Regions from separate parts of the Homo sapiens genome. Here all the other regions are linked to region 2. A link is a loop called in an ENCODE intact Hi-C map of the cell type or tissue named here. Cell type or tissue: B cell. All regions are shown on one strand. Region 1 overlaps NFATC2 (nuclear factor of activated T cells 2). Region 2 overlaps NFATC2 (nuclear factor of activated T cells 2). Region 3 overlaps NFATC2 (nuclear factor of activated T cells 2).

What was found. Hi-C counts contacts between places; a loop is a spot of excess contacts. Peaks named below come from ENCODE experiments on the same cell type or tissue, not always from the same donor. Only the 100,000 strongest peaks of a DNase experiment are listed, where the experiment ranks them.
Region 1: it touches region 2 in a loop (3-fold over the local background); 11 of 110 quality-filtered maps call a loop at or near these places.
Region 3: it touches region 2 in a loop (2.4-fold over the local background); 6 of 110 quality-filtered maps call a loop at or near these places.

What each region holds. Positions count from the first base shown.
Region 1 is chr20:51,499,023-51,501,522 of GRCh38, reverse strand. All of the region lies in intron 3 of NFATC2 (nuclear factor of activated T cells 2), which reads left to right. Among named protein-coding and RNA genes, the nearest start is that of NFATC2, 42 kb to the left of the region's middle. In B cell, no CTCF peak of the experiment used is centred here; DNase peaks (open chromatin) are centred at 402 and 982; H3K27ac peaks cover 1,221 bases.
Region 2 is chr20:51,399,503-51,402,002 of GRCh38, reverse strand. All of the region lies in intron 9 of NFATC2 (nuclear factor of activated T cells 2), which reads left to right. Among named protein-coding and RNA genes, the nearest start is that of MIR3194, 52 kb to the left of the region's middle. RefSeq lists an enhancer at 1,088-1,557. In B cell, no CTCF peak of the experiment used is centred here; DNase peaks (open chromatin) are centred at 718 and 1,432; H3K4me3 peaks cover 865 bases; H3K27ac peaks cover 2,464 bases.
Region 3 is chr20:51,524,302-51,526,801 of GRCh38, reverse strand. The region is part of intron 1 of NFATC2 (nuclear factor of activated T cells 2); the gene reads left to right. Among named protein-coding and RNA genes, the nearest start is that of NFATC2, 17 kb to the left of the region's middle. In B cell, no CTCF peak of the experiment used is centred here; DNase peaks (open chromatin) are centred at 271, 711 and 1,361; H3K4me3 peaks cover 1,651 bases; H3K27ac peaks cover 2,500 bases.

The DNA of each region.
Region 1 (2,500 bases), 100 kb before region 2:
GGGAGCAGCCAGTGCTGAAGCCCTGAGGCAGAAGCTTGCTTGGTGTCCACCTTGAGCATCAGTACAGAGGTTGGAGCCAGCTGAGTCTGATTCAGGAGTTAAGTGTTGATGGTGAATGAGGTTTTTGGTTTCCATGTCAGCTTCCCTGTGGCATTTCAGTGCCTTTTATAAGACCATGGAATGTAGATAGAGGTCCCCAACTCATAACCCAGGGAAATCTTCTGTGTGTCACTGGATACAGTTGCACAGGCTGTGCATGGCACAACAGCTGTGTGTATCATGAGGGTGCCATTCACATTTGCAGGTTTATTAAGACAGTGTTCTGACGCATACCTGCCAAAGGTATAGAGGAAGTGTTGTCTGCTGTGAAGCTGCATGAAAGTGCCAGACAAGCCAGCAGTGAGTGGCCCTGGTGGTATAATGGTTTAAGAGAGAAAAACCATCTGTGTTTGAGTGTCTTTAGGTTGGGAACTTGGTTCCTCAGTCTTTGCACTGGTTGCCAGCTCATTTTCATTACTTGCCTGGCCCCTTAAGGTGTTTGTGTTGAACTCTGATAGCAAGAAAGGTGTTTCTGCTAGTCTAAAACACTTCCCACTCCATTCTTTTCCTTTCTTTTGGATGGAGCTTTTGTTGGTTCCTCCTTCTCACCCTCTGACTGACCAGACTGCCTGGGAGGGTGAGGGTGGGGGTGGGGGTGAGGGTGGTGAGTGTGGGGGTAGAGGTGCGGGGTGGTGAGTGTGAAGGTGGAGGTGGGGTGGTGGTGAGGGTGGGGGTGGTGGGGGTTGGTGAGGGTGAGGGCGAGGGTAGAGGTGCGGGGTGGTGAGTGTGGAGGTGGGAGTGGGGTGGTGGTGAGGGTGGGGGTGGAGGGGGGGGTGGTGAGGGTGAGGGTGGAGGGGTGGGAGCATTCTTGGCTTCCTCTTCTGCCTGAGCCTCGCTGTGCAACCTCAGCCCACATACTTCTCACTGAGCTGTAGGAGCCTCTGCCCTAAAACGAGTGGGTAGGGCTCTGTAAGTTCCCTCCTACCTCTAAACTTACTTAATTCTATGACTCAGAGTAATAGGTATCACCCAAGTAGAAGTGCCTATGTTTAGTTTTGTTCACTTTGAGGTGGGAGTTCCAACTTCTCTTCAACTTGGGTTGCCTTAACTTGCAACTCCAGGGTTGATTCATTCAGGGACTTGAAGCTGTTAAGCTGTCATTTTTTCTATTAAAAATTTTTTTTAAAGAGTTTGGGGATAATTGAGCTAGAAGGAGACTTAGAAATCATCTAGTTGGATGACTGGTGTGTCTGATTCATGTATCATTTTACTGAGGGTTTCAGCTACCATTTTACTGAGGGCTCTGGTTATCATTTTATTGAGGGATTCCTACGTGCCAGACCTTTTGCTAAACTAAAGTTGTCTCATTCAATCTCATACTGAGTACTTGAGGGTAGGTACTGTCATGATCAGTTTTCAGGTGGCCAAATAGAGGTTCAGAGAGATTATATGAAATTTTAATATAAAGATAATACAGCAACTAAATTGGCAGAGCCACGACTCAGATCATTAAAGGCAGAGGTTAGAAAAGTATTACTTATTGAGCATGTACAATAGGCCAGACATTAAGAGAAGACTTGCATTAACCATTGTAACCCCATGAATTGGGTTCTACTATCTTACAAATGAAAAAACTGAGCCCCAGAGAAATGTGACTTGCCTGAGGTAAAGCTTTTACAGGTAGGAAGCAGAAGTGTTTTAGATTTCTTTTTCTTTCTTTCTTTCTTTCTTTTTTTTTTTTTAAGATGGAGTCTTGCTCTGTCATCCAGGCTGGAGTGCAGTGGTGCGATCTCGGCTCACTGCAACATCTGCCTCCGGATTCAAGCGATTCTCCTGCCTCAGCCTCCAAAGCAGCTGGTATTAGCCACCACGCCTGGCTAATTTTTGTATTTTTGGTAGAGACGGGTTTCATCATGTTGGTCAGGCTGATCTTGAACTCCTGGCCTCAAGTGATCCACCCACCTTGGCTTCCGAAAATGCTGGGATTATAGGCATGAGCCACCGTGCCCGGCCGCGTTTTAGATTTTGAATCTCTTTCTCTTTCTCATCTGCTTCTCTTTGCCTTGTGATCTTTTATGGGCATCCAGTTGGCCTGTTGGCCTTCCTCACAGTTCTGTGCATCTGTGTGGGAGCTGGGCTCGGGGTAGGGTGCTCAACCATTTCTTACCTCCTCCCCTCTGTCACCTGGGGCCAAGCTAGCATCATCTCTTGTCTGGGTGACAGCCTCCTAACTGGTTTCCCTGCCTCCACTTGCACCCTTCATTCATCTGCTCCCCACACAGCTGCCAGAGGATCTGTTCAGAGTGTACCTTGGTCTACACCACCCCCATTCTGAGCCCTCCTGTGTCTCCCCTCCCGGAGTATAGATGCAGAGTAGCCTTGTGCTCCTCACCGTGGACCAGGCCGTGTCACCCGGTCCCTGCCTGCCTCTCTTCCTCACTCACTCACTCCCTCACTCCAT
Region 2 (2,500 bases):
CACGGAGATGCACGCAGGGTTTCCCTTAAATTCCATCCCATTCAAACGTGCATGCCTGTGAGCTCAGAAGTCTGGGAAGCTAGTTGTATATTTGTCAAGGAGACAGATTCTTGGGTCTGTACTTTTGTCTGTAATGGCTATTTGTTGACACCTTGTGTTTTTATGAAAATTATCACCATTGATTAAGCTCATCAGTGAACCACTTCTAATTTACATCTTAAATTATCACCTAGTCCATAGGATCAGTGGGATGACTCACCAGTTTATGCCTGGGGTAAAAATGCAAGGCCACTGTATAGGTCTTAGGCTGTAACCTTGTATTAGGTTGGCGCAAAAGTAATTGTGGTTTTTGAGGTACCCCTGTGTCTTTGGGAGGATTTGTAGATGACACTTAGGGACCATGTAGTAAGTCTAAATACTGCCTTTTCTCTTGACGTCCGCATCTCCATATTACTGACAACTGACCAGCACATTCACGTGGATCAATGGACTTACCTCCCATTTAAATATGTAGGGAAACAGAATGGTATCCTTGGTTATTGGAATGGCCTCTTTTAGACTGGTCTTTGTCTCTTTCTCTTCCATCTTCTTTAGGGGACCATATTGTGGGCTTAATAAACACATGCCAATGAGCCAGCTATAGCATCTCATTTATTTTTATTTTTTTGAGACAGTCTTGCTCTGTTGCCTAGGTTGGGGTACAGTGGCACCATCTCAGCTCACTGCAACCTCCGCCTCCCAGGTAGCTGAGGTTACAGGCACCTGCCGTCACACCCAGCTAATTTTTGTATTTTTAGTAGAGACGGGGTTTCACCATATTGGCCGGGCTGGTCTTAAACTCCTGACCTCAAGTGATCCACCCACTTCGGCCTCCCAACGTTCTGGGATTACAGGCATGAGCCACTGTGCCTGGCCTATAGCATCTCATTTAATCCTCAGTGACTTTGCCAAGGAAGTGTTCTCATCCCCATCTCGTGGCTGGGGAGACTGAGGCAGAGGCACTGTTGAAGTGCTTATGTTCCAACAGCTTCTGATGTGAGTCTACATTTTAACAGAGGCCCCAGGGCAGCCAGAAGATCTTTCAAATTGGGGAAACCCTAGCCCAGGACTAGTACCCATAGAGCTGGGGCCACATCTGGTCTCTACCCAATGCTAGGAGGCTGTTCCTGGACAAGTCGCCCCATCTTTCTCTGCCTTACTAACTTGACCTGAGAAATGGAACTCTCACCACCACCCCCGGAGATGTCTGTGAGGATGAAGGAAGGCAGAGCGAGTAGCCACCTGCGGAGGAGGGTGTTTGGCGGTGGCCTGGTCCCGAGTTGATTTCGGGCCTCAGTTGAATGAAGACAGGCCCTGCCTCTGTCTTCCACAAAGAAGCTGACAAAGAGTGAAACTCTATGACTAAACAGGAAGCTGCACCTCCGAATGCTGCAGACGGAGCCATCATGTGATGCTTTCTATTTCTCTGAGAAGGTGACAGAACAGGGCTTGGTTTCTCGAGTCCCCTGAGATAGCGCCATTGTGCCCCCCCACCCCCCATATTAACACTGGGCACCATGTGGTTTGGTGTTTGAAGGTTTGGAGAGAGAACTCGTGTTCTGGGTGGATGGTCTGAAGAACCTGGTCCCTGGGGTTCCAACTAGATTCGAACGACTCCTCCAAGGGTGTGACTTCAGACCTGTGCCTGATGCCTGAGATCCACTGAAGTGCTCCTTAAATGAGTAGATATGGATAAAGTGACAACGTGTTGGTCATTACAGAACTTTAGAGCTGTCAGCTGAGCAAAACAGGGAGTGGCGTGCTCTAACATCAGTTCCAACAGGATCACCTTGCTGTAGGGCCGGGGTGGCAGTGGAGGTTGTTGGTTTCTGGCTACCTGGGGTAAATCCAGAAGCATGTATGGGTGGGTGGGATGTGGGCTGTGAACAAGGAGTCAGGGAACACACAGGTTGGCCTGAACAACTGGAAAGAGAGAATGTGTGTTTCCCATCATGGGAACAGGTGAGACACGGGGAGGAGGGGTGAGGATCCAGAGATTGGTTTTGGCCCTGTGAAGTTTGGGCAGGTAGATATTGCAATCTGAAATTCAGGAGTGATGGTCTGGGTTAAAAACATTAATGTGGCCATCGTCAGGATAGAGGTGGTATTTTAAGGCCCTGAGTGAATTATCCGACAGTACTGTCTGCTCTTGGACTTGGAAGAAGTCAGTTTCAAGTGGAGACTGGGCAGTTTAGTGTGGGAGCTGCCTTAGGGCCACATCCACCTGGAAATGTTTGCTTTGGGAGATGGCCTGAGATGCATGGTCAGAAAAGGAGGAGAGATGAAGTGCTTCTTTTGCCCCAGGGCAGCAGTAGCCAACCCCAACTAGCCAATTCCTGTTGGAGCCCAACATTGGGAAATCCAGGCCTCTAACTGCATAAGCGCTGAAAGGATCTCATTTATTGAGCATTCTGTCTCCCTTGAAGATGAGATTTCAGGGAGCTTATGCCTCTATTTGAAA
Region 3 (2,500 bases), 120 kb before region 2:
GGTCATTTATTTTTACCTAAGAGCTGTGGGGAGCCATTTTGGAAGTAGGGGTACCATATGGACCCTAAGAGATCAGCTTGGCTAAACTGGACAGTATTTCCTCTAGGATAGCCCAGAAAGGGAACAAGGAGGCTGAGGCTCACTGGGGTGGCCACCTGGGGTCCCCCAAAGCAGGAAGAGGGCTTGTTTCTGGCTGGCAGGCCCCGGACATGGTTCTTATATTTACTTATTCTCTCAGCCACTCGGCAAATGTTTATGGGGGCTTGCAAGTGCCAGGCCCTGTGGTAGGTGCTTGGCAGACAATGCTGGGCCACAGTGACACGGGCCCAACACTGACGGAGCTCTGGGTCGAGTGTGGGGTTGTAAAATTCTCTAAAGGGCCAAGGAGTAAATATTTCAGGCTTTGGGGGCCATTCGGTTCCCAGACTACCAACTCTGCTGTTGTAGTATAGGAGCAAGCTGTAGCTTGCTTTGTTCACCCTGTGTCAATAAATAGGCTGGCTGTGTTGTCATAAAACTATTTACAAACACAACCCATGGGCCGCATTTGGCCCATGGGCTGTGGTTTGCCTGCACCTGGTTTGGCAGAATGAGATTCCCTAAACAGATACCTGGTGCGACGGGAGCTGTTAGCAGGCGTCAGTGGAGAAAAGATGGCAGGGAAAAGGGAAGGAGGGGATCTTTTTGATGGGTCGATCTCAGGAGGTGCGGGCTGAGCAGATGCAGGAAGGAACCAGGGGAAGTGGGAGGATCTCGCGGGGAGGGTTTCCAGGCAGAGGGAACCCAAGGCGTCTGAGGCAGGAGCTGCTTAAGTACGGCGAAGAGGTTGGAGGGGTTGTTGCTGACTCAGCTTGGGGAGAAGTGGGGAGTGGTGGGGGTGGGTGGCAGGCCGGGGCACATGCTGCGTTAGTGACTTTAGGTTCCATCTAAAGTGTCCAGAAGCCTTTATAGTAGGTTTTGAGAATGGACATTTTAAAGGCTGCTGCGTGACAAACAGACTGACAGAGCCACAGAGGAAGTGGGGAGGCCAGGGAGGAGATGACTGCAGTAGTCCCCATGGGAGAGGACGGCGGCTTGGACCAGGGTGGATGCGATGGAATGGGGAGACCTGGGAATCTAGTTTCTGTTCTGACAGTGGAGCAGTCAGGGCTGATGATGGATCAGATGTGAGGCATCAGAGTAAGGAGTCCAGGCCGCCCCATGAGCTGGCGGGGAGGTTGGAGGAGCCTCTGATGAGGTGGGGGGCCTTGGAGGTGGAGTTGCTGTGAGGGGTGGGTGGGTGGCACTAACTCCGTGGGAATTTCCCAAGCAGCCCCACGTGCCTGGACCTGTACAGGATGCAGTGAGGCAGGGTGTCTGCTAGAAGAGGGTCAGGCTGAGAATTAAATGACAGTGTGAGGTGATGGGTGGCAGTGTCCTTGGGTGGCTGACATAGAACATTCTACTTGAACAGCATTCTGCAGCGGTAGGGCCTTTCGAGGTGGCAGCAGGAGCCCGGGCTAGGCAGCCGCTAAAAGAGGAAGTTAGGTCATTTTGCAGTCATTGGTTTTATCTTTATTTTAGTGTATTTTATTTTATTTTTGAGACAGAGTCTCACTCTATCACCCAGGCCGGCATGCAGTGGCACAGTCTTGGCTCATTGAAACCTCCGCCTCCTGGTTTTAAGCGATTCTTGTGCCTCAGCCTCCTGAGTAGCTGGGATTACAGGCCTGTGCCACCACGCCTGGCTAATTTTTGTATTTTTAGTAGAGATGGGGTTTCACCATGTTGGCCGGGCTGGTCTCAAACTCCTGACCGCAAGTGATCTGCCCGCCTCAGCCTCCCGAAGTGCCGGGATTCCAGGTGTGAGCCACCACGCCCGGCCTGCATCCATTGGGTCTAATAGTTTGGGTGTCAGGTAACCTCTGTAGCAGTGACCCTGCCTGTTGGGGGGCAAGTGGCTTGCCTGTGGTATTTTTAAGCCTGCTAATTCCGTATCTTTCGGTGGGCCTTTTCCCCGCTCTGGGCCTCAGTTTCCTCATTTGTAAAATGACACAGATGAGACATGAGTCAGGAGCCCTGGATCTGAATGAAGCCACTTCTTGTACTTGGTGTGAAATCTGGGATTGAAGCCCAGGGCACTGTGGGCTGCAGAGTCTGCGCAGCCTCCCTCTGTGTCCTGCGTCCACGTCATGTGTGTAGAGTGCTGCCATAGGCCCTAGATAGGTGCTTTTCAAACTAGGGGTCATGACCTACCGCGCAGACGGGTTAGGGGATCCGTCTAATGGGTCGTGACCAGCGTTGAAGCAAAATCACTCAGGCAGGAGGGAGGGTCTGAGGGTGTCATGTAGCAGGGGTAAGTATTGACTCGAGAGGCTTTTGTTTCAGTTGTGGGTGTATATGGTGGCGTGAATGGGGTTGTGAGATAAAGTGCACTTCTCCGAAGGGTTTCATTTAAAGCCAAGTTTCGAGGCCCTTAGCCCAGGGGTCTTCCAGAACTCATTCTGCTTCGACCTGTCTT